Regions from separate parts of the Homo sapiens genome. Here region 2 is linked to region 1. A link is a contact called in ENCODE Hi-C data. All regions are on one chromosome and are shown on one strand. The core of a region is the stretch at or near the end of the contact, and the rest is flanking DNA. Distances in the headings are between cores, read along the strand shown.

Region 1 (5,815 bases), core at 1,869-4,368:
ACACAGATTACCTTATGCCACCTTAACTTTTATTACTCTTAGAGATAACACTACAAAAGTTAAACACCTGTGATCTATAAACAATACCGACTAAACCTACAATAATGTCAAGGCAACAAATGTTCTTCAAAAGCTACAGTGCCAAAGTGATAAATATTTATATACACACACATACAAATGATACAGGTAAATTTTTTAACTTAAAAAAAATCGGGGGACAATCCTTTCATGCTCTTCCTTTCCAAGTTAGGCCTGGTAGAATGGCTTCTACGAAGAAGGGTTGTGACAAGAAGGGCCGCTCTGCCACCAACAAGGTGATGACCTGAGAATGCATCATCATTTACAAGGGTATCCATGGAGTGGGCTTCAAGAAGACTGCCCCTGGGCATTCAAAGAGATCTGGAAATTTGTTATGAAGGAGATGTGTTCACTGACATGAGGCTCAACAAAGTTGTCTGGGCCAAAGGAATAAGGAACGTCCTATACCACAATCTGTGAACAGCTGTCCAGGAAATGTAATGAAAATGAAGATTCACCAAACGAGCTCCATATTTTGATTACCTATGTACCTGTTACCACTTTCAAAAATCTATAGTCAGTCAATGAGGATGAGAACTAGCCACCGATCATCAAATATGTTAAAGTTATAAAACCACACACACACACAAGTAGAAATATACATTAAAATTTTCACTGCATATATTCAAAACAAAATTGCCTGTATAGTTAAATATTCTATTCCTAAGAATAGATAAATGCTATTGGTTGTCAACTTCCGTGTAAATCTTTTTTTTTTTTTAGACAGAGTCTCACTCTATCACCCAGGCTGGAGTACAATGGTGCAATCTTGGCTCACTGCAACGTCTGCCTCCCAGGTTCAAGCGATTCTCCTGCCTCAGCCTCCCAAGTAGCTGGGATTACAGGCACACACCACTACACCCAGCTAATTTTCGTATTTTTAGTAGAGACGGGGTTTCACCATGTTGCCCAGGCTGGTCTCGAACTCCTGACCTCAAGTGATCCACCCACCTTGGTCTCCCATAGTGATGGGATTACAGGTGTGAGCCACCACACCTGGCCATGTAAAGTCTTTAGAAAGATAACTAGAAACTACAATCCTGTGCACTTTTTTTAAATGGTGAGTTTTATTGTCTGTGAATAATACTTCAACAAGCATGGCTTTAAAACAAAGTAAAAAAGAAAAAAAAAAAAAAACCACAAGCAAAAAAACCCCTCTAATCCTTAGAAGAAATAGGTGCAGAATCAATCTTGGTACCTAGCTGTGGAAAAAATTTAACAACACAACTTAGGAGATTTTACATAGCCCCATAGATGGATTTCAGTGGATCTTTGATGTCTTACTCAAAGTTTCATGTACAAGGCTTGGAAGTAATGACAACAGAATAGGGAAAGGGCTGTCAATAGCCTAATAAGATTCCCAAATCTCAAAAGGATTTCCAACCCCCAAATGACTTGAACTGTACTATAGTAATCCCATCAATCTTAAGGCAGGCCATTATTTGAATATGCTCTTTTATATCAAGGCCTATCAAATGGTATCATGCCACTCCAGCCCACTGAACTCTCAAAGAATAAATACAACTTACACTTGGTAAGTTCTCACATTTTGCTTTTTTTTTTTTTTTTTTTTTAAAGACAGAGTCTTACTGGAGTGCAGTGACATGATCTTGGCTCACTGCAACCTCCGCCTCCCAGGCTCAAGCCATTCTTGTGCCTCAGCTTCCTGAGTAGCTGGGATTACATGCATGTGCCACCACGCCTGGCTACTTTTTGTATTATAGTAGAGACAAAGTTTTGCCATGTTGGCCAGGCTAGTCCCGAATTCCTGAGCTCAAGTGATCTGCCTGCCTCAGCCTTCCCAAATGCTGGGATTATAAGTGTGAGCCACAGTGTCCGGCCGCATTTTGCTTAATTCTGCATTAAACAGGAAGATAAGACAGTGTTCCTGTTACCTGTCACATAAGCTACTTATGCACCTGTTTTTGTCTCCTAGATTCTTGTCCCCTCTCAGTACTGCTAATCATTCTATGTCAGCCACAAATACTTCTTTTAAACAGTCTTAAAGGCCAAAAAAAAAACCACGAAAAAAAACAAAAAGCTTTCCACTCTATATTTCCAACACTTTCACAAGTTCCCATACCTAAATAAAATCTTAAACCAGAAAGGAAACATTTCTCTATGCTTAGGTAAGTTTAAATTCCAACGACAGGGGAGGGAGGAAGGGGTATAAATGCAAAGTAAAGCCTCATAGAAAATGTCTTTCTAGAATTCCCCCGTTATGTATTTAGGACGTGAAACCCTCAAATGTTCAGCCTTTTTAAAAAAAAAAAGTTCATCCACGGCTGGGCGCGGTGGCTCACGCCTGTAATCCCAGCACTTTGGGTGGCCGAGGTGGGTGGATCACTTGAGGTCAGGAGTTTGAGACCAGCCGGGCCAACATGGTGAAACCCCATCTCTACTAAATATACAAAAATTAGCTGGACATGGTGGCACGCACCTGTAGTCCCAGCTACTCGGGAGGCTGAGGCAGAAGAATCCTTGAACCCGGGAGGCAGAGGTTGCAGTGAGCTGAGATTGCACCACTGCACTCCAGCCTGGGCAACAGATAGAGACTCCATCTATTTAAAAACAAAAAAAAACAAAAAAACAAAGTTCATTCAAATGTATAAACAGTACAGAAAGAATCACATGAAAAATGCAAAGATTATCACTTCCTGAATGTAATGGTACAAAATTAAGATCACTCATAATAGTCTGAAGTAGAAACAACCCGAATGAATGCTTACTGACTGATGAATGGAAACAAAATGTGGTATATTTGTACAATGGAATATTATTCAACCATAAAAGGGAGGTACTTATACATGCTGCAACAGACAGACCTTGAAAGTATTATGGTTACCTTGTTAGTATAGCGAAGACAGAAAGAGAGAAAGAGAGAGAGAAAGAAAAGAAAGAAAGAAAAAAAGAAAGAAAGAAAGAAAGAAAGAAAGAAAGAAAGAAAGAAAAGAAGGCATTATGCTAAATGAAAACAGTCACAAAAAACTACTTATTATATGATTTTTGTTTGTATGAAATGTCCAGAATAGGGAACTCTACGATAGACAGAAAGTAGATTAGTGGTTTCTATGGGCTGAGGAAAGTGAAAGTGGAGGGTGACAGTTAAATGTTTCTTTTTGAGGTGATGAAGGTGTCCTAAAAATGTGGTGATGGTTGCACGTATCTATTAACATACTAGGCCGGGCGCGGTGGCTCACACCTGTAATCCCAGCACTTTGGAAGGCCAAAGCGGGCGGATCACCTGAGGTCAGGAGTTTGAGACCAGCCTGACCAACATGGAGAAACCTCGCACCTACTAAAAATACAAAATTAGCCGGGCGTGGTCGCGCTTGCCTGTAATCCCAGCTACTCGGGACGCTGAGGCAGGAGAATCACTTGAACCCAGGAGGCAGAGGTTGTGGTGAGCTGAGATGGCGCCATTGCACTCCAGCCTGGGCCACGAGAGCAAAACTTTGTCTCAAAAAAAAAAGAAAAAAAAACTTAAAAAAAAATAATTGTACACTTTAAATGGTGAATTGCATAGTATGTGAATTATATCTCAATAAAGCTGTTAAAAAAATACTAAAAGCAACTTTACCAGGTAATGGCCTAGTTTTGCCTTTTAAACTCTGAAGTATTATTGATCACTTCTTGGCCTTTTGGCCAAGCATCATCCACAGAACCGGCCTAGTCTGGTTCAGCTTTGTGTGACAAAATGGTGATTTGTTCTTCAGTTGCCATGGATCCCCAGGTTGCAAGTTCTGTAACCTGAGCCTGTCCAGATGAACCACGCATGCAACCACAAGCAGAACCTAAGTGCCTGGACCGAGACAGGACCAAATTAAGAAGTGGACACCACATGACATGATCCATGATCCAATCAGATTGAGCCCTGGTGTCACCTCCTGGTATGATCCAGTCAGATCACACCTCCTGGCATCACATCATTGTAAGATTCAATCAGATCATACCTCATTACCCTCTGTCTATAAAATATGTCCCAGCCCCCAGCTGGGGGAGACAGATTTGAACCTGACTGTCTCCTTGCTTGACAGTCTTACCACGAACTTTTCTCTTTACAAAAGAACCTATGCTTTGGTGTTTGCTTTCCATTGCACATGGACAAACAGAACCAGTTTGGTTCAGTAACAGTATCATTGAAATACAGAATAAACTGCAAGAAATTTGATTCACTTTGACATTATGTATACACTCACTAAACTATCACCATCATGACAAGTTTCTTCATGCTTCTCTTCAATCTAGTAGCCTAGTTTATTGACACATATAGAGATCACTGCAATAAAGACAGTTTAAAAAACTGTCTTTGACCTGCAACGTGATCAGATTTTCTCAGCCACATACCAGATATATCCCCACCTCCCTCACAAAACTGGCTGTATTTTAGTTGATACCACTATGGGCGTGAGGTAGATAATTTATGTTCTGCAGATAAGCCTTCTGCTGACTGCTTATTCTGCATACCCACTGCTCAAGTCCCATCACTCCTGGGCTATCTGAACCAAGTCTGATTAGCATGCTTGCCTGTAGCCTAACACTCCATGACTATATCCTCCTGCCAGCAGTTACTACCCTTCTGTGGTTTCAAATTGCCAGTATAACTTGTCCAAACTTCAACATGGCATAAGAGGTTGTCAGTTACCTGGTACTACTTCTCTCTTCCATATATCCAACATACTTCCCACACCTATGCTCTAGTCACGCCCTCAAAACTGGGTAAAGTACCTCTCTCGTCATCTCCCTAATACCCATTCTTGGAAATGAAAGCAATGTCACTTTATAATCTCTTTCCTGATCTTTATTTTCCCACTAGACTAGTGATTATTAACCATAGTGATGTGATTGTCAGGTGTGTCACAGTAATCTAGTTTTCAGAGTCACACTGACTTCCATGCTTAAGCTGGCAGGTAATTTATCATACATACGATCTTAGATTCCAAATCTTTTTTATTTGACTGTTACATTTGCCTTATGTGTTTCAGAAGATGGAACAACAATGTCGGGCATTATAGTCTGTGTACCAATATATATCCTGAAAATCTCTCTGGAAATGGGTTACTCCTTCAATGTGGCTCTAACACAGAGCTGCACTATCCCATAAACCTCATAAGGGAAGGGGCCATGTCTTACCTTTGAACTCACTGCTCAGGATCTGTGATGAACAATAAAAGGTTAAAAAGGAGTCACACTATTTTTTTGTTCTACAGGGCAAAGGAAGCTAGTTCTAGGTTTTTTGGTTTTTTTGTTTTTTTTTTTTAAGACAGAGTCTTGCTCTGTCACCCAGGCTGGTGTGCAGCAGTGTGATCTCAGCTCACTGCAACCTCCACTTCCTGGGCTCAAGCCATTCTACCACCTCAGCCTCCCGAGAAGCTGGGATTACAGGCGTGTGCCACCACGCCCAGCTAATTTTTTGTATTTTTAGTAGAGACAGAGTTTTGCCATGTTGGCCAGGCTGGTCTCGAACTCCTGACCTCAAGTGATGTGCCCACCTCGGCCTCCCAAAATGCTGGGATTACAGGCGTGAGTCACTGCGCCCAGCCAGTTCTAGGTGTCTTTAAAAGTCCATAATAATATAAGCAAACAGGTATTTGTCAGGAATTTATACAAAAGATATAGAAGTGGAACAAGCATTACAAAAATCACAGTGAGATTAAAGTATTAATAAAATGCAAAGCGGGATATTTAATGCTTACTTGCCCCAACAAACACCTTGCCAACACACACACACACACAC
Region 2 (5,815 bases), core at 3,277-5,776, 1.3 Mb after region 1:
AAAAGGTTTGTTTTTGGTTGTTTTGTTTTTGTTCTTTTTGAGACAGAGTCACTCTGTTGTCCAGGCTGGAGTGCAGTGGTGTAATCTCAGCTCACTACAACCTCCGTTTGCTGGAAGCGATTCTCCTGTCTCACCCTCCCGAGTAGCTGGGATTACAGGCACCTGCCACCACACCTGGCTAATTTTTGTATTTTTAGTAAAGATGGGGTTTCACCATGTTGGCCAGGCTGACCTCAAGTTGATCCACCTACCTCAGCCTCCCAAAGTGCTGGGATTACAGGTGTGAGCCACTGCTCCAGGCGATAAAAAGTTTTTTAAATAATAAAAAGGGCCGGGCATGGTGGCTCACACCTGTAATGCCAACACTTCGGGAGGCTGAGGCAGGCAGATTGCTTGAGCCCAGGAGTTTGAGAGTAGCAACATAGTGAGACCCCGTCTCTACAAAAAAATTTAAAATGAGCTGGGCATGGTCACACATGCCTGTAATCCCAGCTGCTCTGGAGGCTAAGGTAGGAGGATCCCTTAAGCCCTGGAGGCGGAGGTTGCAGTGAGCCAAGATCGCACCACTGCACTCCAGCCTGGGCAATAGAGCAAGACCTTGTCTCCAAAAAAAAAAAAAAAAAAGGCAAAGAAATGTTTTCTCAAACACTTCCATATTTGAGAACCCAGCTAAGGTATCTAAGGTGTAGATAAAAATGTAAGTTATTACGTCCTTGCTAAGCAGAAACAGTAAATGAGCTCAAGAATTAGCATTCTCTTTATGATTCTATTTACTAACTTGTGTACGTAAGCAAAGGCTATGGAATAAAAATGTGGCAGGGCCCCGTATTTGCTGAAATGTAGAAGGCATGAGTATTAGCAAATATTTTCATTTGCTTGTGGGCATTAATGATGCTCATAAAGATAGAATGGAAAAGAAAAAGAAGAATGGCTGTCTAAAGACAAAGGAAACGATCCCTGGGCTTTACCCACCTGGCCCACACCAGCATTCAGGCTGACCCTACTCCTCCACACTTTGCGCTTAGCCACAGGGGTGCAGGAGTGTGAACCAGCACCTAGGTCATAACTTTGTTCCCTGAGGACAGGAGCCTTGACCATTCACACAGCCTCAAATTCTGCCAGAAGCCCTGCCAGGTCCCCAAAATAATGTGGAACCAACTGGCATTTTAAGAATCCACAGCACCAACCACACACCACACTCTCACCTTCACCCATGCATAGCTCCCTGAGGGCGCCACCAATTAATTCCTTCATTCTTTTCATCCATCCATCCCCAGCCAGCCAGCCAGCAAATATGCAACAATGTAAATCTTTAAAATTCCCTATACCAGGCCCCGTGCTCACAGCCACAGATACAAAGGACTACAACCAGGCCTTGACGATGAGTGTGGTAAGAGTGGGGACAGCGGTTGAACAGGGCTGAGGCCAGAGTGACCAGCGGGTGGAGGGGAGGAAAAACATCTTTCCTTCTGCTCATCCTAGGTTCATGGCTGAGGCCCCTATCACAACAGACAGATTAACAAGAGAGGCCAGGCACGGTGGCTCACACCTATAATCCTAACACTTTGGGAGGTCGAGGCGGGCGGATCACCTGAGGTCAGGAGTTTGAGACCAGCCTGACCAACATGGAGAAACCTCGTCTTTACTAAAAATACAAAATTAGCCGGGCATAGTGGTGCACACCTGTAATCCCAGTTACTCAGGAGGCTGAGGCAGGAGAATCGTTTGAACCTGGGAGGCGGAGGTTGTGGTGAGCCAAGATCGCACCATTGTACTCCAGCCTGGGCAACAAGAGTGAAACTCAGTCTCAAAAAAAAAAAAAAGGGAAAAGCACGCAACTTTACCGAATAGCAGTTTTACATGACATGGAAGCCTTCATAAGAAAATGAACATGTGAAAAAATAGTTAAATTTGAGTACTTTTTTGCTAGGTTTGAGGGACAGTGGTGGAGAAATGTGGCAGGGCAGAGCATATGATGGAAAGGCCATTCATCCAGGAACTCAGCAAGGCCTGTCTCTTCACCTCTCTGTGTCCTGTGTCGGGAGACACGGCTGCTCCTTTCCTCCAGGCAGAGGGACGGCGCCTCTCCCCTGAGGGTCTGTAACCTGCATCAGGGGAAGGTTGGAAAATCCTTCAGAGGTTTTATGACCTGCTACAGGGAGAAGGGTGAGGGGAAGGTCACAGTGACCTTCCTGCTTCTGTCATCTTTTCAAATTCCTTCACTTTAAAATATCTTAGGACTGCATGTCCTGAACCCCGTCACAGGGAAGGAGAACCAGAAAAGCCATCTGATGGTTGGGCAGGAGCAAAAGAGGCAGAGAGCACGCCCAGAGAGAGGCGCAGCAGGCCTGGGGGTGGGAGAGGGTGTGCCATGCCCCAGACCTCAGTGAGATCACGGGGCAAGTGGCACTGTGACCAGAGGGAAGGCACGAGACCCATGCTGGGCTGGCCCATAAGGCGTGACATGGTGCAGACTGCATTCTTGGGACAAAGAGCCACAGAAGGGTGTCTGAGCAGGTGAGTGAAGTGGTCAATTTTAAAACAATCCCATTAGCTACACTGCTAGGATGGAACAGACAGGAAAGAATCAGAGTAGCCAGTTACGAGTCTGTGGCAGAGCCCCTGTAGTCCCAGCTGCTTGGGAGGCCAAGGTGGGAGGACTGCTTGAGCCCAGAGTTCAAGGTTGCAGTGAGCTATGATCCCGCCACTGCACTCCAGCCTAGGTCACAGAGCAAGGCCCTGTCTTTAAGGAAAGCGAGGTGGGGAAGCAGGGAGATGGTGTTAGGGCCAGTGGGGAGACGTGCACAGATTCAGGTGCAGCGTGGGAAACAGGTTCACGCCCACAAGGCATCCAACTGGAAGTTGGTGCTGAAGGACGCTAGCAAATGCCAAGATGTATAAAAGTGCAAGGCAGAAGGTCAAGAGAATGAAAGGGTGTTTCTGATTGGGCATAAGTGTCTCCTGAGAGGGGAGCTGTGGGTGAAGGAAAGGGTCTCATTGCAGCTGGCATGGCTGAAGCACCTGGCCGGGATACAGATGGAGTCTGCCTCCCTTCGAGGTTTCAAAGGACGACCAGGATCTCTGTCAAATGCAATCCCACCAGGAAGGTAGGGAGAGAGAGCAGGCATGTCTTCTCAAGGGCCCTTCCAACCACTGCAGGTTTATGTCTATGAAGCTATACCAGAACATTCTGTAGCAAGAGCAACAGAAAACGGATGGGCAAAAAAAAGAAAAGAAATAGCAGAACTGGTTTAAAATCAGGCAGTGAATCACCCAGAACGATGACCTGACCACCAAGCCACCATAGGAAGGAGCCACGGAGCTGCCTCCTAGGCCAGGATCCAGAACGAGCCAAGGGAAGGCCGAGATATCCCCAGGGTACCTCTTCTCAGCAGCACAAAGAGGAGTTTATTTTCAAAGACAGTGGAAGCTGGAAAAGATAAAAGCCTTGAAATTGAAATGCAAACAGGAGAGCCCTGCCAGAACAAGGCTGTGTGTCTTTCAAACCCCATCTGAGAAAGAGAGGCTACCTCCACAGAGCTGCGTCAGGGCAGGGTCTGGTCACCTCCTGGGACAAACAGGAGGAAGCTCGCATGGGGACCACCACCTAGAGTGGCAGCCCAGGCCTGGGTCCCCGCCACCGAAGGGTCCGCAGAGCACTCCTGGGCATCCTCAGGTGCATGCCAAGATTTCAGAAAGCGTTACAGAAGTGACGCATCCTTCACTACAGCCAAGATACGGAAATAATGTAACTGTCTGTTGATGGACAAATAGATAAAGAAAATTGATGTATTTACACAATGGAATACTTTTTGGCCATGAAGAAGAAGGAAAGTCTCCCATTTGTGCCAACCTCGATGAACCCAGAGGACAGGATGCTAAATGAAATGACCCAGGCACAAAAAGATGCATATCACATGGTCTTCCTTATACATGGAACTGAAAAAAGCTGAACTCACAGAAGCAGGGGGTAGACTGGTGGTTGCCAGGTGCTGGGAGAAATGGGGAGATGTTGTCAAAGCATGCAAACCTCCAGTTGTAAGCTGGTAAGTTCTGGGGATCTAGCATGGTGATTATAGCTAATAGTACTGCAGTGTTTACTTGAGACTTGCTGAGAGGGTGGACAGTAAGTGTCCTCACCACACACATGCAGAGGGTAACCATGCTGGGTGATGGATGTGTTCATTAGCTTGACTCAGTAGTTATCCCGTCACAATGTCTATGTCTATTGAATCATCACTTGTACATCTTGAACATACAGTTTCTGTGTGTCAATCATACCTCAGTAAGCTGCGGGGGAGTGACACATTCACCACTGGCCATCAGTAAGACTGGACAGGACCACCAAGGCAGACATAGGGGGGCTAGAAACCCAAAAGTGCAGATGGTGACCCTACTTACCACATACAGATAACAGAGACTAGAAGAACAATTTGATCCTCTTCATGATGCACTTTTTTTGGAAGACAAGTCTTTTCAAAGAGAAAGATGACAATAATAACGAAAACGCCCCAGAGGACACAAATTTGGAACTACGGGCCTCAAGGAAGCCACAACACCTGGTATTCTCAGCATTTCTTGGTCCCTGACAGACCTCTTTGACCAACTGCTTCAAACTGACACTTTCTCTTTCTGTCACCTCAGATAAATCATTTCACCGCCCTAAAATGCAGGCTTCTTCATTTGCAGAATGAGAGAGGGAGACTCTGTGCACTCCTTCTGTGCCTCGCCTGTTTCTCCTAGGGATCCTCAACACCCTTCAGCTTGTGGACAGCAGCACACGAGGACACTGAGCATTCTGTTTGAGTCCCTCTAGTGGCTGCTGAATGGCGTAGTGACTCATGTGGGCTTAGCGAGGGCAGGAGCTGTCTCACGGGAGACTGCCCCCCACCCGCCTTCCACAAATGGGGGAGAAGCAGGAGGCAGCAGCAGGCATGTGCGTGGTCTATCACGGCCCTTTTAAAAACTGCTGTTACAGAAAATGTCAAACTGCACAGGAATAGAGAGGAGGAGCGTGAACCAGCGTGTGCCCATCAGCCAGCTTCAGCCACTGTCCCCTCTCAGCCAAGCCTCCTTCCCTCGGCAGCTGCCCATGCTCACACCCTTTATGCTCCACTCATATTATTTTTGAATCAAACCACAGACATATTACCATTTCATCCGTGAATGTTTCAGTGTACATCTCTCAAAGATAGGATGACTCATTTTTATAAATATAACTATAATACCATTGTCACACCTAAAAAACTTCACAATTTATTATGTTACATTTACCCACTCATGTCCCTAAGGAGCGGTCACACAGCTTTCATGAGTGAACACAACCTCTTCTCATTGGGAACATGAGGAGGGAAGGGGCTGTGAACACCTAAAGTGAGCAGACACGCTGAACCAAAGCTTGGATTTTCTTCCGTGACAACAGCTGGGTCTCTGCGCTTTGAACACACTCGTGATCAGCAGAGGAAAGTCAAGTTCAGCATGTCTGGCTTCATACTTGTGGAGAGGAGGTGGGGTAACAATAATGATGATAATGCTATTAATAGCAAAGGTGGAGGAATTAATAAATGACCACTGTGCCAGGCGCTTCATAGGCCTCATCTCATTAAATCTTCACACAGCCCTGTGAAGAAATGCCCTTCACCTTCCAGAGACAGGGAAGCCAAGACTCAGCAAGATTCAGCAACTTGCCTGAGACCTCATAGGACATCATGGCACCGGGGTTGATGCCCAGTGTGTCTGATGCAGAGCCCAGGTTGATGCCCAGAGGACACAGCCCAGCCCTCTACTGTGCTGGTGGAACTTTGCCCCACACCAA

Evidence for each region. A loop is a pair of places that touch in the nucleus more often than their neighbours do. Pooled maps may share reads with other maps.
Region 2: a map with no recorded cell type shows a loop between it and region 1 (8-fold over the local background). The contact joins two enhancer-like sites. A Hi-C loop is called at or near these places in 6 of 37 single-sample maps with no recorded cell type and 3 of 50 pooled maps.

The regions. Positions count from the first base shown.
Region 1 is chr7:23,365,358-23,371,172 of GRCh38, forward strand. The region is part of intron 3 of IGF2BP3 (insulin like growth factor 2 mRNA binding protein 3); the gene reads right to left. Among named protein-coding and RNA genes, the nearest start is that of SNORD65C, 28 kb to the right of the region's middle. Within about 2 kb of position 3,119, at least 3 of the 41 ENCODE cell types and tissues checked have a DNase peak (open chromatin) inside an H3K27ac peak, as active enhancers do.
Region 2 is chr7:24,711,210-24,717,024 of GRCh38, forward strand. All of the region lies in intron 5 of GSDME (gasdermin E), which reads right to left. Among named protein-coding and RNA genes, the nearest start is that of GSDME, 43 kb to the right of the region's middle. Within about 2 kb of position 4,527, at least 2 of the 41 ENCODE cell types and tissues checked have a DNase peak (open chromatin) inside an H3K27ac peak, as active enhancers do.